Linked DNA regions of Homo sapiens: region 2 is linked to region 1. The links are chromatin loops, found by intact Hi-C in ENCODE. Cell type or tissue: HCT116. All regions are shown on one strand. Each heading gives the region's core, and the rest is flanking DNA. Links, peaks and the distances in the headings are about the cores only.

Region 1 (5,374 bases), core at 199-5,198:
AGTGAAGTGGGGGGAGGAGCTCCTCCCTGTTGTTCTTGTTCCTGTTTTTCTTTTCTCTTTAAAATTTCTGAATTCCCTTCAGGTGGAGAAAATGGGCGGTCTGACTTACCACGATCTGACATATAAAGGGGGTATAACGCAGATCATACTCCAGGTGGTCAAAATGGTAACATTAGTAAAATGGCCCTGCTCAAATCCCCTTTTCAGGCAACCACCCACCTGCTCCCATGACTTTAAGTCTAATATTCCTTGATTAGGGAACCAAGGGCATTCCTGCCGAACTAAAAGCGTAAGCGTATGCAAAGCTTCAGACTCTCTGGTGCACTGGATAGCCTTAAGCAATTGTCTCACCATTTTAAAAAATACTTTCTGCTATTTGGTCAACTTCTCACCCGTGGTAACCCGAGCCCTGGTATTATACACATAGGTCCTGTCCTCCTGAAAACGGGTCAGGACTGGCCAGGCGCAGTGGCTCATGTCTGTAATCCCGGCGCTTTGGGAGGCTGAGGCGGGCAGATCACCTGAGATCAGGAGTCCGAGACCAGCCTGACCAATATGGAGAAACCCCGTCTCTACTAAAAATACAAAAAAAATTAGCCAGGCGTGGTGGCGCATGCCTGTTATCCCAGCTACTCAGGGGGCTGAGGCAGGAAAAGTTGCTTGAACCTGGGAGGCAGAGGTTGCGGTGAGCCGAGATCACGCCATTGCATTCCAGCCTGGGCAACAAAAGTGAAACTCCATCTCAAAAAAAAAAAAAAAAAAAGAAAAGAAAAAAGAAAAGAAAAGAAAATGGGTCAGGACTGTCCCTTATCGGTATTCCCTGAAGATTGGTATGTCATCCTGCTCCACGAGTAATTTCAAGGCGATCACATCGGAGTCACCACTTGCAGCTTGCTCTGCAGTGAACGCCGAGAAATAAGTATTGAGACAATTACAGCTGAACGGGGCAGGGAGGAGCTCCTCGAGGGAGTGCTGCTCCAAGATCTGTCCACCAAGTGTCTGTTGAGAGGCTTGTTAAACTACAATTCAGACCAACAAAAGACATCCACCAGGTGGCTTTTTGCAGTCGTGACATGAGGCACATATGGCCTTGTTTATTACATCTAAAAGCACTCAAACCGCCTTCTTAGGAGGCTGTGTTCAGCGCCCCTTATCACACATTCTGCTCCTTGTCCTGTTTTCAGGGTCAAGGAGTTATAGTCTCATGCACAAACAACACACACACAGTGCCTCAGTTATTTTTTCAACCTCAAATGCCTTGTACATAAGCTTGAATATGTTGTTGTGTGCCCCCTACACTGGGCACTTGTTGGAATTGGCTAGCAACCCCAGGCATGCAAGTCTTAGCAGGCATGAATGTAACCACCAGCTACCTGGATGTGTCAGCAGCCTCAAGATTTTTTGGAGCTGCCCTCACCTCCTTGTTTCATTTTGACATCTCTACTTGTCCTTTTTGGTCCATGTCTTCTATATCTAATAACCTGATTTGTCTCCTCTCCAGGGCATCAAGCTCCAGATGATCCTCAGTGAGGAATACATCCTCTCAACATTCAAGAGTTATCCTTCTACACTGGACCCTTACACTGCCCATTAGTGGGACATGACAGAGGTTAAATCCTGCCCCTTTCTCTGTTGGACTTGGCTGGAAACTGCTTTCATGAACCCACAGAGTCACCTGCCCTAACAGCTAGCAGGAGGCCAAGATTCACAGAACAACAACCACCGGCCCTCTGTGAGCAGGGAGCAGTTTACAGAAGACTGGTGTTTGTCCATTTTCCCCCAAAATTTGGGGTACTGGACTCTTGACGGGGGGAATGTTACAGTAGGTAGTCAGGCAGACATGAGCAGGGCAGGAGAGGATACCCCCTAGGAATGTCAGGTAACCATCAGGTGATGGTCAGACAGTTGTTAAGCTGTCTCTCTAAAATAATAGTCACAGCCAGCATGAGGGAAAGGCAGTCTCCCAACAGATAAAGCAAAACCCAAAGCTGGTGATCAGCAGTTTCCCATTAAGATCTCAGGAGTTGGGCGAGTGGGCTCACACATGCGTACTAAAAGGCAAAATGGCAGCATTTAACTGGTATATCACTTTCCTCTAGGAACACTCAAATGGTAAGGGAAGAACACCTCAAGTGAGCATGCATACAACTCCAGTGAACACACTGTGCTCGCAGCCCCTCCGAAGGGCTAGCAGGCCACTGCGTGTGCAGACAGCCCACCCCAAGGGAAGAATCAGGGGAGAAGGGATGCAAGACCCCAGAAGCATGCTAACATATAAAACACCAAGTCAAAGGTCAAACAGTGCACTTGGTCTCTCAAGCCACCCGCTTCCAAATGTATTTTGATTTTAATTCCAGCTCCAAAGCTTTTTAATAAGCTTTCACTCCTACTCTAAAGCTTGCCTTGCTCTCTCCCTCTGCCTTATGCCCCATGGTTGAATTTTTTCTTCTGAAGAGACAGTAATTGAGGTTGCTGCAAACCCATACGAATTCACCACCTCTAAAACTAAGATGCAAAAATGACACCTGCCACCTCTGAGCTCCAGGTTCCAGAGGGTAAAAGAAAATGGAGGTTGAAGAGCCCAGTCAGAGGACTATAGTCCTCCGGTCGTGAGTGTTCAGAAGGTCTACTGCCCAGTGTTTTTGCTGAGTCATTTGAGGTTTTAGTCAGCATAGAATAATAAAACCTATTTTCAACCCCACTAGGACTAGGGCCACTACTATTCCTGGCTGGCTTATCACTGGTTCCAATGTAACCAAGTGCCCCCATTATTCTAAGAGATAATTTAATTGTTGTTATGTGTTTTTTTTTCCTTTTCTTTTTTCTTTTTCCCTTTCCCTCTACTCCCTACTTAGCCCTTTCTGAAATGCAAAATAACCTCTCACCAGACACTCCCTACAGGGCAAGTTCACCTATGTGCTCCAAGACAGATCTGTTGATTTGCAGATCAAAGCATGTCCTTATGGAACTCCTCCCTTCGGGCGGTTGCCTCAGAAAGGCATGTGGAAAGCATGCCTATTTGGTCACTTTTACAACTTACTTCTGCCCGGGAAGGCACCAACTCAACTGTTCAGTATTTAACTGCCCAGTAGCAGGGAGACCCCCCTGCCCTTGCTCACTTCTTCCTTTACCTTATAAAAGTGTTCACTTTTTGCTCCAAAGGCAAAGTGGCACATTTAAAGGAGGATACTTCCTGCCCTCCTCCCAGACTTGTTTTGGAAATACATTCACTTTTCTTGTGCCAGGCCTCGTTCTTGTTAACTGTGGCGAGCGACTAACCTGCTTTTCAGTTATACCAGGAGGGGGCAGTACAACACTGCCTGAGTAGGCTCCAGCTTGGAGGCCATTCCCCAGGGAGACTAAAAGACCCGAGGGACTCAGGACGATTTCCCAGGGTAAATTTAACATTTAAGAGACAATAGAAAAAAGGGATCCTGAAGAGGAAAATAAGGAGGATCAGTCAGATAGCAAGGAGAAGGTGGTCTCAAAATTTGAGAGCAAAAATTTCAAGACTATATCCAGATTAACAAAAAGTGCTTCCATTTCATTTAGCAATTGTGTAGTCAGTAGCCACCTTGGCCATGATGAGAGCCATTTTAGTGGAGGCAGAAGCCAAATTCTCCATTTCTCTCCTCCTTTTTTCTCATCCCCACTTCTCTTCCTTTCTCCCTGTTGGATATTTCTTGAGCTGCATCTGGAGATGTAGAAATGAAAGTCATAATATTGCTCTTAAGCAACTCACAGTCTCATGGAGAAAACAGAGAAGCAAAACATTGAGAAGCTGCAAAATGAGAAACTGTGGTGTCACATAGAAAGGGTGCCTAATGCAAACTGTGTATGATCAGAGGAGGTCTTTGTAATGAACATGTGTAAAATCTTTTTTTATACACACAAAAAAATCAAATAACAATAGGGTTTTTTGTTTGTTTGTTTGTTTGTTTGTTTGTTTGTTTGTTTTTTGAGACGGAGTCTCACTCCGTTGCCAGGCTGGAGTGCAGTGGCACAATCGGCTTACTGCAGTCTCCACCTCCTGGGTTCAAGCGATTCTCCTGCCTCGGCCTCCCAAAGTGCTGGGATTACAGGCATGAGCCACTGCGCCCGGCCAAAGGGTTTATTTTTATACCTTTGCTACCCAAAGAACTTGGCCAGTTCAGGAAAATGAGGATATTTCAGTGTGGCTGAAATAAAGACTGGATACAGAAAGCAGGTCCCGTTTCCAGACTGGTCCAGATCACTAATGTTTTAGTGTACATGATGAAGGGTTTAGATTTTATCCTGAAGGCTCGTGAAGGGAGCTAATTAAAGGGTTTTGAGCAGATTAGTGATATACTGTGGTTCACAACTTAAAAAGAATATTCTGGTAAACAGGAGAATGAGACCACAAACAAGGGGGGACATTTTAAGGCTATTGGGGGGATCCAGCCAAGGCCTTCATTATTGCTCAACTTGGCTGAAGCAGAGGTGGTGGTGTGAAGGGCAGGGGTCAGAATGAGCAGAACTTGATACCTGGTTGCATATGGGGGTAAAGGAAGAGGGAAGAGGAAAAGTCTGGTTCCTGGCTTGTGTGGTTGCATCAGTGGATAGGATAAGGGACAAGTTGGGACATGAGAGATGATAAGTTCAGTTTTGAATATATTAAGATTAAGATATCTAAGAGGCAGATGAATATATGTATCTGGGGCTCAGGAGAGAGACCTGTGCTATGTGCCAGCATGCAAATAATTATGGCACACAAATTCTTACTCAGAAAGAATATGTAAAGTGAAAGGAGGTTGGGGATGGAATCCCCTGGTAATACCAACATTTAAGGGATGGCAAAGGATGAGGCATATGCAAATGAGACTGACAAAGATTTACTAGAAAAGAAGAAAGAAAATTAGAGCATTTTGGCCAGGCGCAGTGGCTCACACCTGTAGTCCCAGCAGTTTGGGAGGCCAAGGTGGGCGGATCACGAGGTCAAGAGATCAAGACCATCCTGGCCAACATGGTGAAACCCAGTCTCTACTAAAAATCCAAAAATTAGCTGGGGGTGCTGGTGCGCACCTGTAGTCCCAGCTACTCGGGAGGCTGAGGCAGGAGAATCGCTTGAACCCGGGAGGCCAAGGTTGCAGTGAGCTGAGATCGTGCCACAGCACTACAGCCTGGAGACAGAGCAGGACTCCATCAGATAGATAGGTAGATAGATGATAGATAGATAGATAGATAGATAGATAGATAGATAGATAGATAGATAGATATAGATAGACAGACAGAGAAAGAGAGAAAGAAAGAAAGAAAATTAGAGCATTTTAAAGGAAATTAAAGAATCTGAGGAATTAAGATGTTAATGGTGTTGAGTGCCTGCAGCTTTTACAGGCTCAGGATATAAGTGGCC
Region 2 (5,374 bases), core at 147-5,146, 410 kb after region 1:
AAGCTTAGCCAGGCACGGTGGCTCATGCCTGTAATCCCAGCACTTTGGGAGGCTGAGGCAGGAGGATCACTTGAGGTCAGGAGTTCGAGACCAGCCTGGCCAACATGTTGAAACGCCATCTCTACTAAAAAATAAACAAATTAGCTGGGTGTGGTGGCATGCACTTGTAATCCCAGCTACTCGGGAGTCTGAGGCAGGAGAATTGCTTGAACCTGAGAGGTGGAAGTTGCAGTAAGCCAAGATCACGCCACTGTACTCCAGCCTGGGCAACAGAATTGAACTCTGTCTCAAAAAAAAAGAATGGAAAGGTGAAGGAAGGGCTGAGATTTGCCTTCATTAGGCCTTCCAAAGTAATCTGTCTTCCCCTGCAGGACTCACAGAACTCAGTTCTTTTCCCTGGGGCCAGACTTCAATGACCAAATTTTCCAAATTCCAAACATTGGGACAGTTGCCTGGCCAGCTGTTCCTAAACTAGTCAGTTTATTTGGAGGGATATTTTCTGCTTGGGGAGCCCTGGAAGTTCACTCTTTCAACATGAAGTCCTAAGATCGTAACGCCAACAAAGAGAGCTGTGCAGATTTCCTGAGCTAAGCCAAAGGGACCTCCTGTGTAGAGATGGGCACCCTCATGTCCATCACTGAGAAAAAAATATTTCAAACAGTTTAGAGTTTTTTGTTAGCTATAGCTAGACTGCTGTTCCTCCTTAGCTTAAACTATACATCATCTGTACAGTTAAAACAAAAACTTCATCTCTTGCCTTATGAACCACCCTCTCCTTAATTCAACTAAAAACTTGGGGGAACTTCCTCTGAGAAGATTGAGAACCCTGTGTAGAATTCTCTTGCGGAAGTCCTCTGCTTGTTATGTTTCTTCCTTTACATTAGTTCCTGTCTCTTCCTCAGCTGAGAAAACATCCCTCCAGCTTTCAAAGACTGGCCCCTTCAGCTCTATCCTGATGCCCATCCTTTTCTACTTATCAAAACACTACTCCCACAGTTACCTCTTCCTTCACTGGAATCTGTAACCTGGAACCCTTCAGCTATCCACAGGCTCACATTTCCACTGTGTCCTTAACTGTAGTTTTCAACTCCCTGTAATTCTCAGTAATTAGAAAGGCCTTTTTACTATCCTTAGATAAATCTCTTTGTAACTTCCATGTATTGGTTCTGTTTTTTCTCTCTGGGTCAACACATCATAGCCACATGTCCCTACTAAATATTTTTTTACAAGTCAGTGGTAGTACCAGTTTAGAGTAAAGCAGATCTGTTCTCTTTCTTGATCTGAATACTCTATTAAGGCTGCTTGTCCTAGTCCATGTTCCTTCCCAGGTCTGCCAGATTAATCTTTTCAAACCAGATATTCCCTTAAGAAGTCTCTATCTTGCTAGCACTAGCCCCTTGTCACAAGTATCCTCTTGACTCTTCCAGGGCCACTCGGATCCCTGTGTCCCTACCAGGGCTTTACTCTTCTGCTTTACTCTGCAGGGACTTGCTGACCTGATGATCTGCTCTATTCTTGGTTTCCTATTAACTCTAAGCTGCCCCAGTTACTCATTTTCATCCAGGCATTATACTACTGGCTCCTCCTAATTTCAGTTCAGCTTGGAACCTAGCTCTAAGTCCAGAACTAGAATTTATTGCAGTTCTGGCTTCTATGGCTCCCGAATAAAAGAGTAGGGACCTCGGCCACACATGGTGGCTCATACCTGCAGTCCCAGGACTTTGAGAGGCTGAGGCGGGTGGATTGCTTGAGTCCAGGAGTTCAAGACCAGCCTGGGTAACATGGCCAAACCCTGTCTCTACAGAAAAAAATACAAAAATTAGGCATGGTGGCATGTGCTTATAGTTCCAGCTACTCAGAAGGCTGAGGTGGAAGGATCACTTGAGCCTGGAAAGCCGAGGTTGCAGTGAGCCAAGATCGCACCACTGCACTCCAACCTGGGTGACAGAGCCAGACCCTGCTGCCTCAAAAAAAAAAAAGAAAAAGAAAAAAGGAGTAGGGACCACAATCAGTTGCTGAATCCTAGTGATCTGCTGTTCAAGTCGCCTCAACCTGTTCCCTTTTCTTCATTCCCCAGCTCTGACCCTCACTAATATGACAGGCAAGTTCCTTAACTTCTCTAAACTTGTTTTCTTATCTGTGAAAGAAATATAACATCCACCTTACAGATCATTGTTTTAATGATTATATTAAATGATGTATAGAAAGTGTTGCACAGGGCCTAGTGCTGGATAAATGTTACCTAATATTTATTATTGTATTATATATAACAAGTTTCACCAGGTTTCAGAAATTCAGCAGGCTCTTTATCAATGACTCTTTGCTGCCCCCATGGGGATGACTTTTTCCAAGTCATTGGTTATTCCAAAGACCGTAACATAAAACAACCCTGTCTCACCAATCCCACCAGTTAATTAGAGAATTAACCAATTTTTCTTTGGGTGGTTGTTCAATTAAGTAAAAATGCTCTTATATTCCAGACCATTCTTTTTCAAATAACATAACAGGCTGGGCGTGGTGGTTCATGCCTATAATTGCAGCACTTTGGGAGGCCAAGGCAGGTGGATCTCTTGAGGTCAGGAGTTCGAGACCAGCCTGACCAACATGGTGAAACCCCGTCTCTACTAAAAATACAAAAATTAGCCGGGTGTGGTGGCCCGTGCCTGTAATCCTAGCTACTCAGGAGGCTGAGGCAGGAGAATCATTTGAACCCGGGAGGCAGAGGTTGCAGTGAGCTGAGATTGTGCCACCGCACTACAGCCTGGGTGATAGAGCGAGACTCCGTCTCAAAAAAAAATTTTTTTTTAAATAAATAAATAACAATAGGCCGGGCGCAGTGGCTAACGCCTGTAACCCCAGCACTTTGGGAGGCCGAGGCGGGCAGATCACGAGGTCAGGTGATCGAGACCATCCTGGCTAACAAGGTGAAACCCCATCTCTACTAAAAACACAAAAATTAGCGGGGCGTGGTGGCGGGCGCCTGTAGTCCCAGCTACTCAGGAGGCTGAGGCAGGAGAATGGCATGAACCCAGGAGGCAGAGCTTGCAGTGAGCCGAGATCGCACAACTGCACTCCAGCCTGGGCAACAGAGCAAGACTCTGTCTCAAAAATAAATAAATTAAATAAATAAATAAATAAACAATAATAAGGTTATCAAAAGGTTGAAAGTAAAATTATAGGAAAAGATAAGCTATGCAACATAAACCAAAAGAAGCTTATGTTAAAATCAGACACAGTTGACTTGAAGGCAAAAAGCATTACTAGAAATAAGGACATTTTATACCAATAAGTTTAATTCACCAGGAAGTTAAAAAATAAATTTATTTATTTATTTATTTATTTATTTATTTATTTATTTATTTTAGACAAACAGCTTTATTTGAAAGACGGGGGACAGCCAAGTCCCCCTGACCCTGCGGTCCTGGCAACGTCGGTCTCAGGCGTAGGAGGACCAGTGTCCTGCGGAGAGAAAAATAGGGTTAGGGGTCTGCAGCCGGGGTCAGGAGTCAGGGGTCAGACCACGCGAGCAGCCACACCCGGGGGGAGGCCGCGGCCCCTGTCGGGGCCTGGGTTTCACCGTCGCACATGGCGGCAGCACGCGGTGAGCTGAGGCCCCCGGAGGCTCTTGCGCGCCGAATTTCACCCGCGGCCACGGCCAAAACCGGGGGTGATTTTCAACCAACGCCGGAAAACATTTCTAAATTTGTATGCACTTAACAAAACCTCAAATAATATACAGCACCGAGCTACAAGGAAAAATAGACAAGTTCACAATCATCGTAGGAGATTTAGCACACCTCTCTCAATTAATAGAGTATACTTCTTTCAGAACTGATAGAAAAAGTCAGGGCCAGGTGCAGTAGCTGATGCCTGTAATCCCAGCACTTTGGGAGGCTGAGATGGGAGGATTGCATGAGGCCGGAGTTCAAGACCAGCCTGGGCAGCATAGGGAGACCCTCATTTCTACAAAAAAAAAAAAAATTAGGGGCGGGCGCGGTGGGTCACGCCTGTAATTCCCAACACTTTGGGAGGCCGGGGCGGGCCTGAGTTCAGGAATTCGAGACCAGCCTGGCCAACATGGCGAAACCCCGTCTCTACTAAAAGTACAAAAATTAGCTGGGTGTGGTGGCGGGCACCTGTAATCCCAGCTACTCAGGAGGCTGAGGCAGGAGAATAGCTTAAACCCGGGAGGCGGAGGTTGCAGTGAGCCAAGATCGCGCCACTGCTCTCTAGCATGGGTGACAAGAGCAAGACTCCGTCTCAAAAAAAAAAAAAAAATATGCTGAGCATGGTTGTGCATGCCTATAGTCCCAGCTACCCAGGAGGCTGAGGTGGGACGATTACATGACCCCAGGAGGTTGAGGCTGCAGTGAGCTATGATGGCACCACTGTACTTCAACCTGAGAGACAAAATGAGACCAACTCTTTCTCTAAAAAAAAAAAAAAAAAAAAAGAGAAAGAATAAGAAAAAATCAGCAAGGATATAGAAAATTTAAATAACACGAGCAGTAAATTTGATTCAACAAGCGTATAGAGTCCACTATACCCAACGACTTCAAATTACAAAGCACATGTTCAAGCACATTTGGAACATTTAAGAAACTGACCAGATTGTTCTATAAAGCAAGTTTCAACAAATTTCAAAGGCTTCAAATGATGCAAAGTATGTTTCTTGCCTACATTACAGTGAGGCTAGAATCAGTAACAAAAAGGTAACTGGGAAGTCCCTATGTTTACAAGTTAAATACAGCCGGGCACAATGACACATGCCTGCAGTCCCAGCTACTTGGAGGCCAGAGGATCCCTTGATTCCAGGAGTTTAAGGCTGTAGTGTGCTGAATACATTTTTAAATGACCCACAAAATAAATCACAATTGGAGTTAGAAAATATTTTGACCTGAGTGATAATTTAAAATGTCACAAAGCATTCCGGGCACCATGGCTCAAACCTTTAATCCCAGCACTTTGGGAGACTGAGGCAGGTGGATTGCTTGAGGTCAGGAGTTGGAGACTAGCCTGACCAAATGGTGAAACCCCATCTCTACTAAAAATACAAAAACTTAGCCGGGCGTGGTGGTGGGCACCTGTAGTCCCAGCTACTCAGGAGGCTGAGGCGAGATAGTCACTTGAACCTGGGAGGTGGAAGTTTCAGTGAGCCGAGATTGCGCCACTGCACTCCAGCCTGGGTGACAGAGCGAGATTCTGTCTTAAAAAAAAAGAAAGAAAGAAAGAAAAAAGGGCCGGGCGCGGTGGCTCACGCCTGTTAATCCCAGCACTTTGGGAGGCCAAGGTGGGCAGATCACAAGGTAAGGAGTTTGAGACCAGCCTGACCAACATGGTGAAACCCTGTCTCTACTAAAAATACAAAAATTAG

What was found. Peaks named below come from ENCODE experiments on the same cell type or tissue, not always from the same donor. Only the 100,000 strongest peaks of a DNase experiment are listed, where the experiment ranks them.
Region 2: it touches region 1 in a loop (5-fold over the local background); 9 of 110 quality-filtered maps call a loop at or near these places.

Annotation. Positions count from the first base shown.
Region 1 is chr1:160,723,696-160,729,069 of GRCh38, forward strand. No RefSeq gene overlaps it. Among named protein-coding and RNA genes, the nearest start is that of SLAMF7, 13 kb to the right of the region's middle. RefSeq lists enhancers at 2,331-3,073, 2,549-2,698, 3,074-3,817, 3,409-3,508, 3,549-3,598. In HCT116, for the core only: a CTCF peak has its summit at 3,303 (motif pointing right); DNase peaks (open chromatin) are centred at 2,650, 2,996 and 3,306; H3K27ac peaks cover 619 bases.
Region 2 is chr1:161,137,654-161,143,027 of GRCh38, forward strand. LOC112543491 (linc-UFC1) reads left to right here. Exons shown (of 1, transcript NR_156734.1): 1 at 1-289. It overlaps LOC124900457 (small nucleolar RNA ACA64), which reads right to left and starts at 3,683; the gene lies at 3,555-3,683. In HCT116, for the core only: a CTCF peak has its summit at 2,352; a DNase peak (open chromatin) is centred at 2,348.